Linked DNA regions of Homo sapiens: region 1 is linked to region 2. Evidence: chromatin contacts called from ENCODE Hi-C or POLR2A ChIA-PET data. All regions are on one chromosome and are shown on one strand. The core of a region is the stretch at or near the end of the contact, and the rest is flanking DNA. Distances in the headings are between cores, read along the strand shown. Region 1 holds the start of CSNK1G3 (casein kinase 1 gamma 3). Region 2 holds the start of PRDM6 (PR/SET domain 6).

Region 1 (6,724 bases), core at 248-2,747, 420 kb after region 2:
TGAGGACAATATTTAGAGTTTCCTGTGTTGCAGACACTTCTCTTCTATTGAGTGAGATGTTGTTAACTTTGTTTCTTGTCTATTAGTGGGTCCTGGGAGAGATCAGAAATTCTGGGATATGTCATCTGCCCTAGGCAAGTCATTCACAATTCTGAGCATGCATACATCTTAGCTGCTTTTGAGTCTCCTACAGAATGATGGTGTGGTAAGCATGGAGCAAAGCTCTTATCACTACCCTTCTAAGGCTGGTGATGCTAGTCACTTCTTAACTTCCAGTTTGGGGAAGAAGTGAGAAGAGAGGTTTAAAAAAAAGGCACTGTTGTATTACAAACCAAAATCAAAAACAGATTTCTATACTAACTACCCTTCCAAAGGTAACACATTAGCTATACCGTTAATCTAGCAAAGCAGGGAGGAAAATGAAGGAGTGCATTTGTTTCATTAGTCTTTTCGTTTTGAGAGGTAGACAGGAGAGATAGAGATACACAAGACTCAAGTTTCTTGATACAGTAAGTATATTAAGAATATAAACGGGTTTGATAAAATGAACATTTAAAAAACATGGCACCAGGCTGATTCTTCTTCCTGCACACCTTAATGCCTAACTTTTGAAAGGACTTGAGACATAAGAATCACAATTTTAAAAAATTATAGTTTCCATGCCTTCATGGTGGATCAATTTCCATAGAAGTCTACCAAAATGACTTATCTCCATCCCAGGGAAGCAACTGCAAGAGGGAAAATGAAAGGAATGCAGTCTTTCTATGTAGGCAGAGTGGACTTAAGTGTGAGTCAGAAACACCGATTTCAGTTTGTGCGCTGCAACTTGATAACTTGGGTGATGTTTGGCTTCTCAGAACTTTGGGAGGTGAATTTGAAAAACAGGTAATGCCACACTATATAGTTCAGAGGATTACCTCAGCTTACAAACAGCAAATGAGACGCAAATGTGAGCCATAATTCACATTTCTAAGCAGTTGGAGCCCTGATATGGCACTGGGGTTACAAACAAGCGGGGAAAAATGTCAACCCAGTGATGTCATACTCCTAGGCCGGGCCCTAAGATTTTTTTGGAACCTGGCGGGCTGAGCACAACAGGGAAAGCCTCAGCACCCTGACTTGGCACAATGGTACCCTTAAGGCTCTTTGCTCACTCAGTTCTTAGTAGCTCTCCTAAAGCATGGTGGTGTTCTCTTCCAGTTCTCTGCGTAGACTTTGCTATGCTTCTCCGCCCACTGCTTCATCCAGAGAAACACTCGTATCCACAGCCTCTCCCCACTTTCCCTCACGCACGGCTCTAGAAAGACGGGGATAGGGCGCGGCTTAGGCTTTATACACCTTGCCAGCCAATGACCGCGCCGTCTCCTTTCCGGTCGGCGATCCGACCAATCCAAGAAGGTTGGTGCAATCTTCGGCTCTACTCGGCTGTTTTCGCTGATGCGGGCAGCTTGGGGGCCGCCGCCGCTAAACAGACGCTTTCCTTTTTAATTTTTTTTCCATGTGTTCACTTCCGGGTCCGGCGTCGATCCGGATGCCCGAGGCAGAAGGATGTTTGACCTCCGGATAAGCGAGGCGCTGCTGTGCATTCATTCCGGGCTGCATCGGTGGCGACAGCAGAGGCTCGGGCGGCGACTCTCCGGCCAGCGGCGGCGGTAGGAGGCACCAGCGGCAGTGCAGGGACCGAATCCGAGCAGCGCTGCGTTACCTCTCTCTCTCGCTCCTTCCCCCCTACCTCGCTCGCTCGCTCGCTCGCTCCCTGCGTGGCTCGCTTTCCTCCTCCGGCCGCCGGCGGGTGTGATGTGCCGCCGCCGCTGCCCCCGCCGGCGCTGACGGACTGGGGGCGCCGCCCGCGCCCGGGACCGACCCCTCTGCTCGCGGCCGCGCCTTTGAGGTAAAGCCCCCTGCGCGTAGGTGCTCCGCTGCCAGCCCCGGCCCGGCGGCTGCCTCGGCGCGGCCGCGGCGCCCTCCCTCCCGGGTGGGGCTGGGGTCCCGGGCGGGTGGGGTGGGGTGCGGCGGGGGCGGCGCCGCAGGCGCGGGTGTCGGGGGAGGGGTGGGCGAGGACCATGGCGGGTGGCCCGGAGGCGTGGGCAGGAGGGGGCCGCGGTCGGAGGCTGAGGGCGCGGAGGGCTAGGGGGCAGCGGGGGCCGCGGGTGGCGGGTCGGGCTGGGTGCAAAAGTTGCCGGAGTGGTGCGGCGCGACTGGGGCGGCGAGGGAGGTGGGCCAACTGGGCCGGCGGGGGCTTCCTTAGGAGAGATTGGGAGGTGGGGAGTGTCGCCCACGGTGCTCCTTGACTGTGTCCAGACAATTACCTTTGGAGTAGGGGCTTCAGGCAGGAAGGAGGCATGGATAGGCTGGGAGGAGGCGACGGGGGCCAGCGTTCAGCTCAGGGATAAACTTCCCGTTGGAGTGTTTAAGGGGTTGGGTGGGGGGACACAGGGATTTACCTGTTTCTTAGAGCTTTGACTCAGCTCAAAACTTAACCAAGACATTAGTCAAAGGTTAGCAAAATCACTCTGATGGTTACTCTCATGGTGCCGGTTTGTTTGTTTATCCCACATGCAGGGGAAGTGACACTGAGAAGCATCGGGTCTCTTGGTCCACAGCCTCCACATTTCTTTTCAGCAGGATGAGGAGGGAGATGTGTGTCTACTCGTGGGGTGGGGGTAGTGAGGCCTGTGTCATGGTCATTCCCCTTCTCCCACCTCATGTTTTAGGGAGGAAAAGTTCAGATGGGGGAGAGAGTGAGTGTGCCTGTGTGTGTGGGAGACAGCTACTGTTGATACACTGTGTGAATTACTTTCAACTCTTTTGTAGTAAGCACCCAGGCTGGTCAGTGGCTCCTTTTAAATCTTCTATTAAAATATTTACTTTAAATTAGAGAATTAAAAATGTACTTATTTTTAATGAATTAAGAAAATAAGTCATTATTTTACTTTTTGCAATTACTTAGTCCGATTCAAATGACATTTGGCCACAGATATGAGAGATGGCAAACTATATCTAAGATGGGATATAAAATGAAAAGTATATACTTTTTAAAGATGTTTCTTTTTAAAGATGTTTCTTTGAAGAATATTGGCTTTCCCGGTAAATTTAGAAGAAAAACATTACAGAAATTGTGAGAATAATGTGGAATTAGATGTGAAACTAGTTTAAGAAAATATTTTTCACCAAAAAAATCAGATCTGGTGTGTGACATTAATAGCTTTCTTTTTTTTTGAGCTGTACTTAGTGTATTTTGTAATTATTTACAAACTTTGCTCCAGTTGTATCTTAGGATAAATTGTCTTATTCTTTTGTATAGTTAACCTTTATAGTTGCACAAAAGATAAAAGATAAAAATTACCTTTATGGACATTGGAAGAAAGATGTTATCAAATACATTGTGTGGCTTTGACATACATTCTTAGCAGAATGTACAGACACTTCTGCTTTATGTGAACTGGCATTTCTGAATATGCATTAAATAGAAGTAATTATTGAAATGGGAGACAGAAAGGTTAATTTTAATGTTGTTATGAATGACATTTTTTTGGGGATCTTGAGAAACGATTGTCTTTACTGATGATTTATTATAGTCATCCACCCCCTTCTGCCATTCATCAGCTTAAACATTAGTGTGTTATGTAATTATTGACATTTTCATCATTAGATTTAGCAAGCATTTACAATATATTAACAAAATCTTCAGTACATGAAAGGCATTTATTACTTCCTTGAAAATAAAGGACTGGAATTAGTGGAATCAAGGAATAGTTTAATTCAACCAGGACCACCTTTACTCTGTGGCAAGGATGGAACAGTGGGTAGAATATGAAGATGAATGAGACTCAGTACTGCCTTCAAGGGAGAAGCAGACATACACAGAGGTAATTCACAGATTCCTGTGGGTTTTGTTGGAGGTGTATTGGAAGCATGGGGTGTGTGTGTGTGAGATACTAATTTTTGACTGGGAAATTTTGAATGGATGTAGAGCTGGTAACACTCCATCTGGGCCTTAACATAGTTTAATAGGCAAAATGGGGACTGAGGGGGTGATGGTGGGGGTAGTTTTCTCGGTGAAGGGAACAGCCTGAGGAAAGGCATGTGATTGTGTTATAGGGCTTGTTGAACTGGACATAAGGCTGTTTTGCCAGGAGGTCTTTGTGGGAGAAGCTATGAAAGTAGGTGGAGATCAGGCCATGGAAGTTCAGCTTGTATTTAAAGATGAGTCAGTTTGAGGCATGAAGGTCCAAATGTACAGATCGTAGGCTGACAGTAGGTAGGCAAATAACGATAGTAAGTTTAAGGAAACAAGTTATAATAAAATAGTCAATTTTCTATCATTGGCACTACTGAAGGAAAGCAGAAAAGTATATAATCCAAAACAATCTATATATAGTTTCGTTAAATTTCTTTATTTGCATTTAAATATGGGTGTGTCTGGTAATCTAGTAATTGGTTATACATGAAATCAATCCAGACTGTAAAAATGTGACTCAGGAAGAAATGAGAAGCTCTCCAGTTACTTCTCTGTGTCTCCTCTGATCCATCCTGTAATCCTCTCCATGCTGGGAGTAGACTTATTCTGGTATAGTTTATTGTTTCAGATGTTTTTCAGAATGGAACAAGCGGTTGTTTTGTTCCAAAGGGCTTCCCAAAAGGATGTGTCAAATTAAATAGAAGGAATGCTGAAGTATTGAATAACAAAATATAGGTCATTGAATAGTTATATTATTGTTAATAGTGAGATTTGCTGTGGATGAGATGAAATGTAAAGAATGTATATTTTCACAGAAAGTGGTTTTAATGAAGTAATTATAAAAGAATCTGTACGTGAGGAAAATTGATAGTAACAGAGGGATGATAAGATGAGAAATTTTCACAGTTCGGGATTAACGTGTGTGAGGTTTTTAAGTCATCTTAAATATTAGACGACCCTAAAATAATGTAACCCCACACTTAATCATTATCAAAGGAGTGCTTAGAAAAAAAAATCAGTTTATAAATGCAAGTAAAATCATGTTACAGGGAAAATTGTTTGAAGTTTTTTTTTCTTCTCCTAATTATTCCCCTCTTAGCTTCCCTAATTATTCCCCTCTTAGTATTCAAAAAGGACTTATAACTGAATTTGTGTTCCCTTCAACCTCCCAGTAACAACAATACCTCCTATAATTTATTAAGTGCCTACTTTGTATAGAGGCCATAAATGATACTATTACGACAACTCTGAGTTAGGTGGTGTAACCTCATTTTTGAGAGCAGGAAACAGTCTTCTAGAGTTTAAATAATGTGTTGAAGATATATCTTGGAAGTAGCAGAGTGCATATTTGAGTCAGTTTTTTTTTCTGACTTCAAAGTCTTAAGCCACCAATGATCTGTTTTTTCTTATCTTCCATCTTCATCCTTTTTTTGGTCTTTTCTCAAGCGGTTGGCAATTCGTGGTATTAATTGATAGTATGTGTCTGAGTGTTGGTTCTTTATGATGTAATTTCTTCAGAAGCGGTAGTTTTGAGGTATCTGTCTTTAATTGTGGGATCCTGTAGGTGCAGACAGTATGGTTCTGGTAATTTAAGGCACCTCAGAGCATCACCTTTTGCTGATCTGCAGGACAGAACTATGCTTGGATTCTTAATGTGTAGAAATCAAATGTGCTTTAATAATGTGAAATGATTTTCAAGGGCATCTGAACTGCTCAGGAAATATGGAATGGGAGATAAATGTAGAAATATATAACTTCTAGCGACATGGTGGAGGCTGCTGTTAGACATTTTTTCTTTTTTTTAAGCTCTCTCTGAAAGCTGAGATTTAGCAACTATAAATGTTTGGGCTTCCCTTCTATTATGAAACCTAAGGAAAGTATGTGTTTATTTGTTGTTAGACCATAGTGATTGGTTATACTCTCTCCTGCCACTTCGTGCTTATCATCTTAGTTATAAGAAATAACTCTTAACAATGAATTGAAGTGTTTATGTATTGGGGAGATAAGACACACTTTTTTGGTCGCTTTGTTTACCAATGATATATTACATAGTTGTAATTTATTGAAAATTTATGAGTAAGTTATGTCCACATGGCTAAATCATGTCCGCATTTTTCATAACTTTTCAATGGAATGAGAGATGGTCTCATGATACTCTTTTTCTTAAATACAAAGTTTAATGTTTTTTTTCTCTAGGTTAGTAATGTGAGGTTGAAGTTGTATTCAAATTTATTACATTTATTTAGATCACTTTGTGTTACCTGGAAGTACTTTCTTCAGTTGATAGCTACATTTGGAAAAAAAGGGAAGAGAGTTACCCTGTTATTCTGCCATTATATTCTTCATCAAAATGGAGGAAATTCATATGAAGTGCCAAGGACTATGTGATGCCTGCCACATAGTAGGCACTGTGTAAATCTTCTGTCCTTCATTTCAGAAGTTGCCGATAAGAATTTTAGAGGGTGGATTGGTGGGTAGACAAGCAAAGACTCTCGGGAACACCCTATTACAGGAAAATCTCTCATACCTGACCTCTGCTTAACCCACTCGTGAGATTAAATGATAGTCTTCATTCTCTCTGTAGAATTTGCTGACTGATGCTCATGCTACATTGAATGACAGTAGACTATTCTTTAGTTTTATCTTGAACTTTTATTCCCCCCAGTTACTGTAGACTTACCAAGAAACATTTGTGTTTGTACCCAACACACTGTTATGGCACTTGATGTTGTAATCACATAGTTTAATGAATTATTATTCAGT
Region 2 (7,175 bases), core at 186-2,685:
AACAATGACGGATGACCTTGTCATAACGACGCCAGTCAAAACATTTTCGGTCTAACTCTCTTCCAACCAACATCGAAGCATCCTGAATGAGACCCGGATGAAGTCTGAACAGCACGTTTCCCAGGTTCAGAAAACTTGAGTGGTGGGAAGAGAAAAAGAAACAAGCAGAAATCAGGAAAGAATGGCTATTAATTGCTCAGATTGGCAAGTGCTAAATAAGTTAGGTTGTTTGGAAAAAGATAAATGCCGTTTCTTCTCTTTACGGTATGGCCAGAACCCCGGCGATGGGAAAGTACCTCCTGAGTCGGTCAATTTCACACACCCTGCCTGTGCCCTCTACCATCTACTACCGAAAATGCCAGGAAGAGCTGGGGGGCAAGTGCCTCCTTCGTGGGTGCGAGACTGCATCGAAGGGCTGCCCTGGCACAAAGTCTGGGGAGAGGACATGGTGGAGGTGGGGCTGCACTCCCACCCTGCCCCTCTAACACCAGGTTTTGGGTAGAGAAACCTATGCGTGACCTCCTGCGGCAGCCGCAGGCAGCTGACCGCAAACAGCCTCGCCCGTGTCCCGGAGCAGTTGTGCCACCAGACGTAACACTGGATACTTGTCTCCGGGCCCCAAGAAGGAGAGGGAAAGAGCCCTCCAGAAGACAACCCGAGAAGGGGTCAGCAGAGCGCTGGGTGGAGTGCAGACTCCATTGCAGCCGCCTCCCAGCCCCACGGCCAAGCTTGAGTCCCTCCAGGACCAGCTGCTCTCGGTCTCAGGACCCTCGGTCCTACGCCTCCCTGCACCGACAAGCCTCCCTCCTGGGCTGCAGACAGAGGGTTTCACTGCAGCGCGCAACCCGTCCCGCTCCGCCCCCAACTTTTCTCCCCGGAGGATTTATGTTAGAGGTTGCGTGGCGGGCGAGTGGACTCTGGCACCCAGAAGCACTTCAGGAAAAACTGAGCCGGGCAAAAGCGCAAACCCGGTCCTGGCGGCGCGGGCTTGCTCCAGCGCGGACACCACAGCGTGTGCGGAGATGCATTCCCGTTGCCGCATTTCCACTGCTTTCAAGATCAGGGCACTGAGCTGGGACCCAGAAAAGACATATCATGGGCAGAAAGAGACAACAGGCTAGCGGCAGACGTCACGCCAAAAAAACAGGGGATGGGAGGGCGGAGGAGTTTGTGCGGGAAAGGCGCTCTGGCGATGTGGGTCGGGCCGAATTAGAACTTCCTTCTTCCCTCTCCCCTCCCCTTCTTCTGGCCTGCCTCCCCTCCCCCCTCCGTTCTCTCTCTCTCTCTCTCTCTCTCTCTCTCTCTCTCTCTCTCTCTCTCTCACACACACACACACACACACACACACACACACACACACACACACACACACACACACACACACACTCACTCTATTTTGTGCTGTCGTAAAACCCACGTGTCCAGCCGGGAAGCTGCCAGAGCGTGGAACCAAGGAGCCAGGACGCGGCAGCGGCCAAGCGCAGCAGCCCACGGCGGTTGAGTCGGGCGCCCAGGTCCGTCCGCACTCTCGCGCCCTCCGCGGGCCTCCCAATTTTCTCGCTTGCAGGTCGGGAGGTTTCCGGGCGGCACAATCTCTAGGACTCTCCTCCCGCGCTGCTCAGGGGCATGTAGCGCACGCAGGGCGCACACTCTCGCGCACCCGCACGCTCACCGAGACACCCGCACGCACCCACCGGCAGCACCGAGTTTTCAGGTAAGGTGAGGCTGGTCTGGGACTTAAGAGTCTAGGGCTTGGTAGATAGGAAGGTTGGTGGTCCTAGGTTGGGGGCGGGCGGCGAGACTGTTCTGCCTCCTGGCGCCTGAGGCCAACGCGGCTCGGGCGCTGCGCCACGCCGGCTCGGGTCGGCTCCGGGCGCTGGCTGAGGGCGGGGGCTGCGTCCTGCAGCCGAGTTCTACGGGGCAGCGCCCTCCTGTCGGGCCCCAGCATTGCTGGATGGGAGCTGGACGCTGCGATCGGGGAGGCAGAGCAGGGTGCACACAGCTCCCTCTGTGCGGCGCCGCAGCTTCGGAGTAAACTTTGCGCCCAAGCGGAGTTGGGAAGAGGGAGCCGCGGAACCGGGCGGCCGCCGGCTGAACCACCGGCTCGGGCACTTTCTCCAGGGTCCCAGTGGCCCTCTTCCCGGCCCCTTTCGCCCAGCTCACGCGCCCCCTCTTCCCTGCCCTCTGCCCCCAGTTCGAGGCGCCGGACATGCTGAAGCCCGGAGACCCCGGCGGTTCGGCCTTCCTCAAAGTGGACCCAGCCTACCTGCAGCACTGGCAGCAACTCTTCCCTCACGGAGGCGCAGGCCCGCTCAAGGGCAGCGGCGCCGCGGGTCTCCTGAGCGCGCCGCAGCCTCTTCAGCCGCCGCCGCCGCCCCCGCCCCCGGAGCGCGCTGAGCCTCCGCCGGACAGCCTGCGCCCGCGGCCCGCCTCTCTCTCCTCCGCCTCGTCCACGCCGGCTTCCTCTTCCACCTCCGCCTCCTCCGCCTCCTCCTGCGCTGCTGCGGCCGCTGCCGCCGCGCTGGCTGGTCTCTCGGCCCTGCCGGTGTCGCAGCTGCCGGTGTTCGCGCCTCTAGCCGCCGCTGCCGTCGCCGCCGAGCCGCTGCCCCCCAAGGAACTGTGCCTCGGCGCCACCTCCGGCCCCGGGCCCGTCAAGTGCGGTGGTGGTGGCGGCGGCGGCGGGGAGGGTCGCGGCGCCCCGCGCTTCCGCTGCAGCGCAGAGGAGCTGGACTATTACCTGTATGGCCAGCAGCGCATGGAGATCATCCCGCTCAACCAGCACACCAGCGACCCCAACAACCGTACGTAGCCGCAGCCCGCGCGCTCTCTCCCGGGGCGCCGGCGCCGGCGCCGGCGGGCGCGGGTGCCTGTCAGGGAGGCGGGTCGGATAGGAGTGACACGGGGCCGGGTGGGTGGGGAGCACCTGGTCCTGGCCGCTGGCCCGCGCCTCCCCGATCTCTGTGACAAAAGTTTTCTGGCGTTGGAGAAGGAAAGAGAACGGATGGGACGGCCGGTGGCACTTTGGGGTTCCCTCTCCCTCCCTCTCCTCACCTGCTTCACAGTCCCAAGTGTTTGGGGCCGGAGTCTACCGTGGACCCGGCCTAACAGACCTCTGCCCTCCCGCCGGACAGTGCCCGGGGCCAGGCGGGTACTGGCAGCGTGTGACAGGGGGTGTCTGGGTCAGGCCCTGCCTGGCCTTAGCCGGGACGAGGGAGGGACCCTCAGCGTCTCTGGGGAGCACGCAGACCAGGGCTTGTTTTTGCTACTCTCCACCCCACCTCTGGAGGGGTCATTTTCGGGCCGCGGGGTTGTGGGGGAACCGGCGGGAGCTGTTCGCTGGCCAGGCCTCACTGGAGTAGGAATTTTAGATGAAACTGAGTCCGTTTCTCCTTGAAGGCAGGCAGTATTCTTAGATCTACTATTCATTTAAAAAGAAGGAAAAGAAAAAAAAATGACTGCTACTTACTGAGAAGAAAATTTCTGTTCTCCTCCGATTCCGCTGATCCCGCTTTATCCGCGCACCTTTGACCCCGCAAACATTCATAACCCATGTTGGTTTATGTATTTATTTTTAGAAATTAGGGTGACTGTAATTTAGTAAAAGACGCTTACTCCCCTCTTCCTCCAAGTTAATAGCAAATGCCTAACTAAACATCAGAATTCCTGTAGCTTCGGTTTCTATATTCACAATTTGAAACGCTTATCACAAGTACAGTTCCATTTGGCGGTTTTGAAGCAAAACTCTAAATGAAGATCAAGCAATATGTACTGCTTTATACCTGCTTCTTTTTGATAATTTCAGAAGTTATACTGTGTTTACACCTATACTGTGTTGGGAGTGTTAAACGTGCTCCCAGAGACTTCTGGAGATAACATTAAAGTGTGTTAAGAGCGTCAGATTGAAAGCAATACAGGATTTGAAAGATCAGCATTCATTCAGCTATTTTCTTCATCTCATTCCTTCGTCTGGCTTCTGTATGAGTAAAGTTAATTTAAAACATTTATTTTTATTCAATTTTGAATAAGTTGCTTCTTGCAAAATGTCTACCGCTCTGTGAACTTCTTAATTCGTTGTAAAAGCAAAATAAGTTCAGTTATAGCTCTTTAAAGGATTCCCTAAGTCGTTGATTTGATGAAAAAAAAAACACTGGGCAACTGCCTCGTGGTTGAGGTCTATGAATATTTTCATTATGTTGGACATAGCTGTGATGGAGATAATAATTACCAACAGAAAGAGCAATCGTATTTACTTTTTTCTTTATGAAGTTTGAGAGTAAAGCACTGGCTTAAAATAGTGGTTTCAACTCTAATTTTGCTGTGCAGTTGAGAAGACTTGTATTTCAGAGTTTCAGAAAGTTTTACAACATTATACTCTCCCAACAGATTTCAAAAAATACTTATCTCCTACTGAATTTCTTGAATGTGTGTTTTTGAAGCAAGTATTTTAAATTATGAAATAAAAAGATTTTTAAACTGCCTTGGAAAAGGTATGTCTTACTGCTAAGTGAAATATAGCCATTGCAGGCTGAGAATGCTTCATCAATCTTGCAATTTCACTTCTGAATTAAATATATGCTAGAGAAGTCACCAGCAGTACACCCCAAATCCCTGGCTGTGTGCTGAGCTCCTGTACTGTTTACAATGCAGTCTGGAAAATTAATACGTTTTCACCAGAGAAAACAGACTAATTCGAGAAAGAATTAGGATAGATTCCTAATTAATATATGGGTATTGAACCAGTTTATTGCCTGGGTAACTTTTTTCTCTGGTTGGAGAAAATAAATTACAATTTTATTTAAATAATTTATATTGTGTTAATCTTCTGGTATCTCCTTTTGAGCCAACTGGATTGTTTCAGTGTTTGAAGTGCAGGGGAAAAGACAGAAGGGAAAGAAAATTAGATTGTCCTATTAGAGTTACACCCCACGTTGCTCACTAATTAAAGGGCAATTGAGAAAGAAAATAGAAAGCTGAGATAGCGCTGTGTAATGCTGGGAGACGAGATCTCCCATTCTTCCAGGAACTTCTCTGGACAAGCAAGCTTAGGCACTCATTTGAAGCCATGGGATGTACTTTTACAAAGATGAAACGTGATTGAGTTTAATCTAAGTAGGGGCTTAAAACAAGTCAGAAATGCAAATAGTGGGAAACTCGTTTCCTTTGGCAGGGGAAGTTGGCATAATGGTTATTGAAAGGCTGTGAAAAACAGAAGCTTCTCCTCATTCTCGAGTTGTATGTGAGTGGAGGTGGAGTGAAAGGAAGGGTGGAGGCAGAGGGAAGCTCCTATTAATTTATCATGTATAGATTTCCCTAGTTTTTCTTTTAGTTTTTTTACCATCTCCCTCTAAAAGAATTCTGTGAAGTGACCACTTAGCATTGCTTCATTTTGTCACTTCGTACTTAAAAGGATAGGTATTGAGTTGTTTTCTCTTTTTCTCACAAGGCGAAATAAAAAGGGCGGGATGCGGGGGTGCCTCCTTACTTCTCCCTTCCCTTTAGCAAAGTAACTTTTTGCCTAGGATCAGCAATACATATCATTGCTCTGTAAGAAAAGAACTTAGGAACACTAGTTTCACCTTGAAACTTTATTGGCATCTATGGTAAATGTCACAGTGATGGGGCTTGTAGCTCTCTTTCGTTCTAAAAGATTTTAAAACAGCAGAAACTGCAAGCTACCCGGGTGAGCTTTTCCAGTATGTTCCTAACTCCGTATCAGTTTACCCTGTGACTGAAGTACAGTTTCCACCGAAGCTCTGAATGCTTTGCTGTTGCTGCTGCTGCCGCCTTCTCTTAAAAATCAAGTGGTGCCTCCTGCGATATAAATGGGGGATGGGGCCCTTCCTTCCCCGTCTAATATTACTGCCCTCATTTGCTGCTGGGCTGCCTGAAGCCATTGATTTAGTCAGGCTCCATCGGAGTGGCCTCTTCCCGGGTTCTGGGAGCTGGTGCGTTGCCTGCTCTTGAAAAGTAGAGAGAGACAGTCACAGGGCGCGCCTGGCGTTTCTGAGTAGCATCCCGGCTGTTCTCTCAGCACAGCCCATTAGTTTTTCAGGCCTTTTTTGTAAAGATGTGCTTCCCTAGGACCTGGGAGGGAGGCGGGAACTGAGCCACTTTGGGTGTCTCGGGGGAGAGTTGGACCACTTTGCAAATTCCCCAGTTGGGGGAGGGGTCTCTGTCCCCTCCCGATTTACTGGAACCCTCCTGCGCAGGGAACAGGCTGGAAACAGCGCCGGTGTGTGCATGGGTGTGGGAGCGGGGCTTGAGGCTTCCTTGTTGGGAACACCAGGCTTTCCAAGGGTTTAGGGAGAGGGGCTGGGGAGAGAAAAGGGAGTCTGGGCCTAACACTGGTTTGTCCGGTTGCTTGCTAAGGGGTCAAGGAAAGAGACAAAGGAGGGCGAGTGTTTTCTGACCTTCCCTAATCCCTTCCCACCCAGGTGGAAAACGCAGGTCCTGTTTGGGCAACTTCGAGCCCAGTGGCACACCAGCAGGCTTTTTGTGCAACCGAGGAACATCCACTGCGCCCCTTCTGCCCTGCGCCTCCTCTGTCAAAGACCAGCGAGCGCCTTAGATTGCAGACCTGGTCCGGGTGGGAGGGAGCTTTGGCTTCAGTGCGTGGGCTTTTGTGTTTCTCTCTCTCTCTCTCTCTCTCTCTCGCGTGTGTGCAAGCCCAGCCTCATCCCATAACACACATGATTTAGCTATTTTACATCTTTCGTTATCTAGCGCCCTGAAACCGAACATACAGCCATATATTAGATTGAGGTTAGAAGAGGTGGCGACTGTTTATTCAAGGTGATAAAATGGTCCATCAGCAGTAATCTCCATCGATATGTGCCACCAGGAGATGAAGGATGAGGGGACAAGCCACAATTAATTGCCCTATAGTTTTGTAGGAGAGAGTGGAGCCAGCCCAGACCCGCTTCGATCTCCTCTCGCGGCTCCTATTCATCATCTCCGCATTGTATATGGCAGCCTCGCAGGGGCAGGGGCCGGCGAGGTTTATCTCTGCGCAATATTCTCTCACCCTCACAAACTGGCGCTCCCATTTAATTTATTAATACAGTCATCGGAAGACAAATAAGACCCACATTTTCTCCCTCCCACCTTCTTGCTCTCTTCTTTTTGTCTCTCCCTCTTGGTCCCAGGGTCAAGCCCGCAGCCAGGCAGGGCAGAGA

Evidence for each region. Hi-C counts contacts between places; a loop is a spot of excess contacts on that map. ChIA-PET counts read pairs that join two places held with the same protein, here RNA polymerase II (POLR2A). Pooled maps may share reads with other maps.
Region 1: a loop to region 2 is called in a map of ascending aorta, with 10 times the contacts of the local background. The contact joins the promoter of CSNK1G3 here to the promoter of PRDM6 in region 2. A Hi-C loop is called at or near these places in 1 of 168 maps with a recorded cell type or tissue (ascending aorta) and 4 of 50 pooled maps. POLR2A ChIA-PET finds 5 or more read pairs at or near these places in 1 of 52 experiments (A549).

The regions. Positions count from the first base shown.
Region 1 is chr5:123,510,680-123,517,403 of GRCh38, forward strand. It overlaps CSNK1G3 (casein kinase 1 gamma 3), which reads left to right and starts at 1,498. Exons shown (of 14, transcript NM_001364140.2): 1 at 1,498-1,891. RefSeq lists enhancers at 1,210-1,269, 1,430-1,639, 2,670-2,819 and silencers at 1,820-1,909, 2,080-2,149.
Region 2 is chr5:123,087,806-123,094,980 of GRCh38, forward strand. It overlaps PRDM6 (PR/SET domain 6), which reads left to right and starts at 1,436. Exons shown (of 8, transcript NM_001136239.4): 1 at 1,436-1,714; 2 at 2,195-2,801. The coding sequence starts at 2,210. It overlaps PRDM6-AS1 (PRDM6 antisense RNA 1), which reads right to left and starts at 2,511. Exons shown (of 2, transcript NR_146771.1): 1 at 2,267-2,511; 2 at 1-134. RefSeq lists enhancers at 86-630, 631-1,175.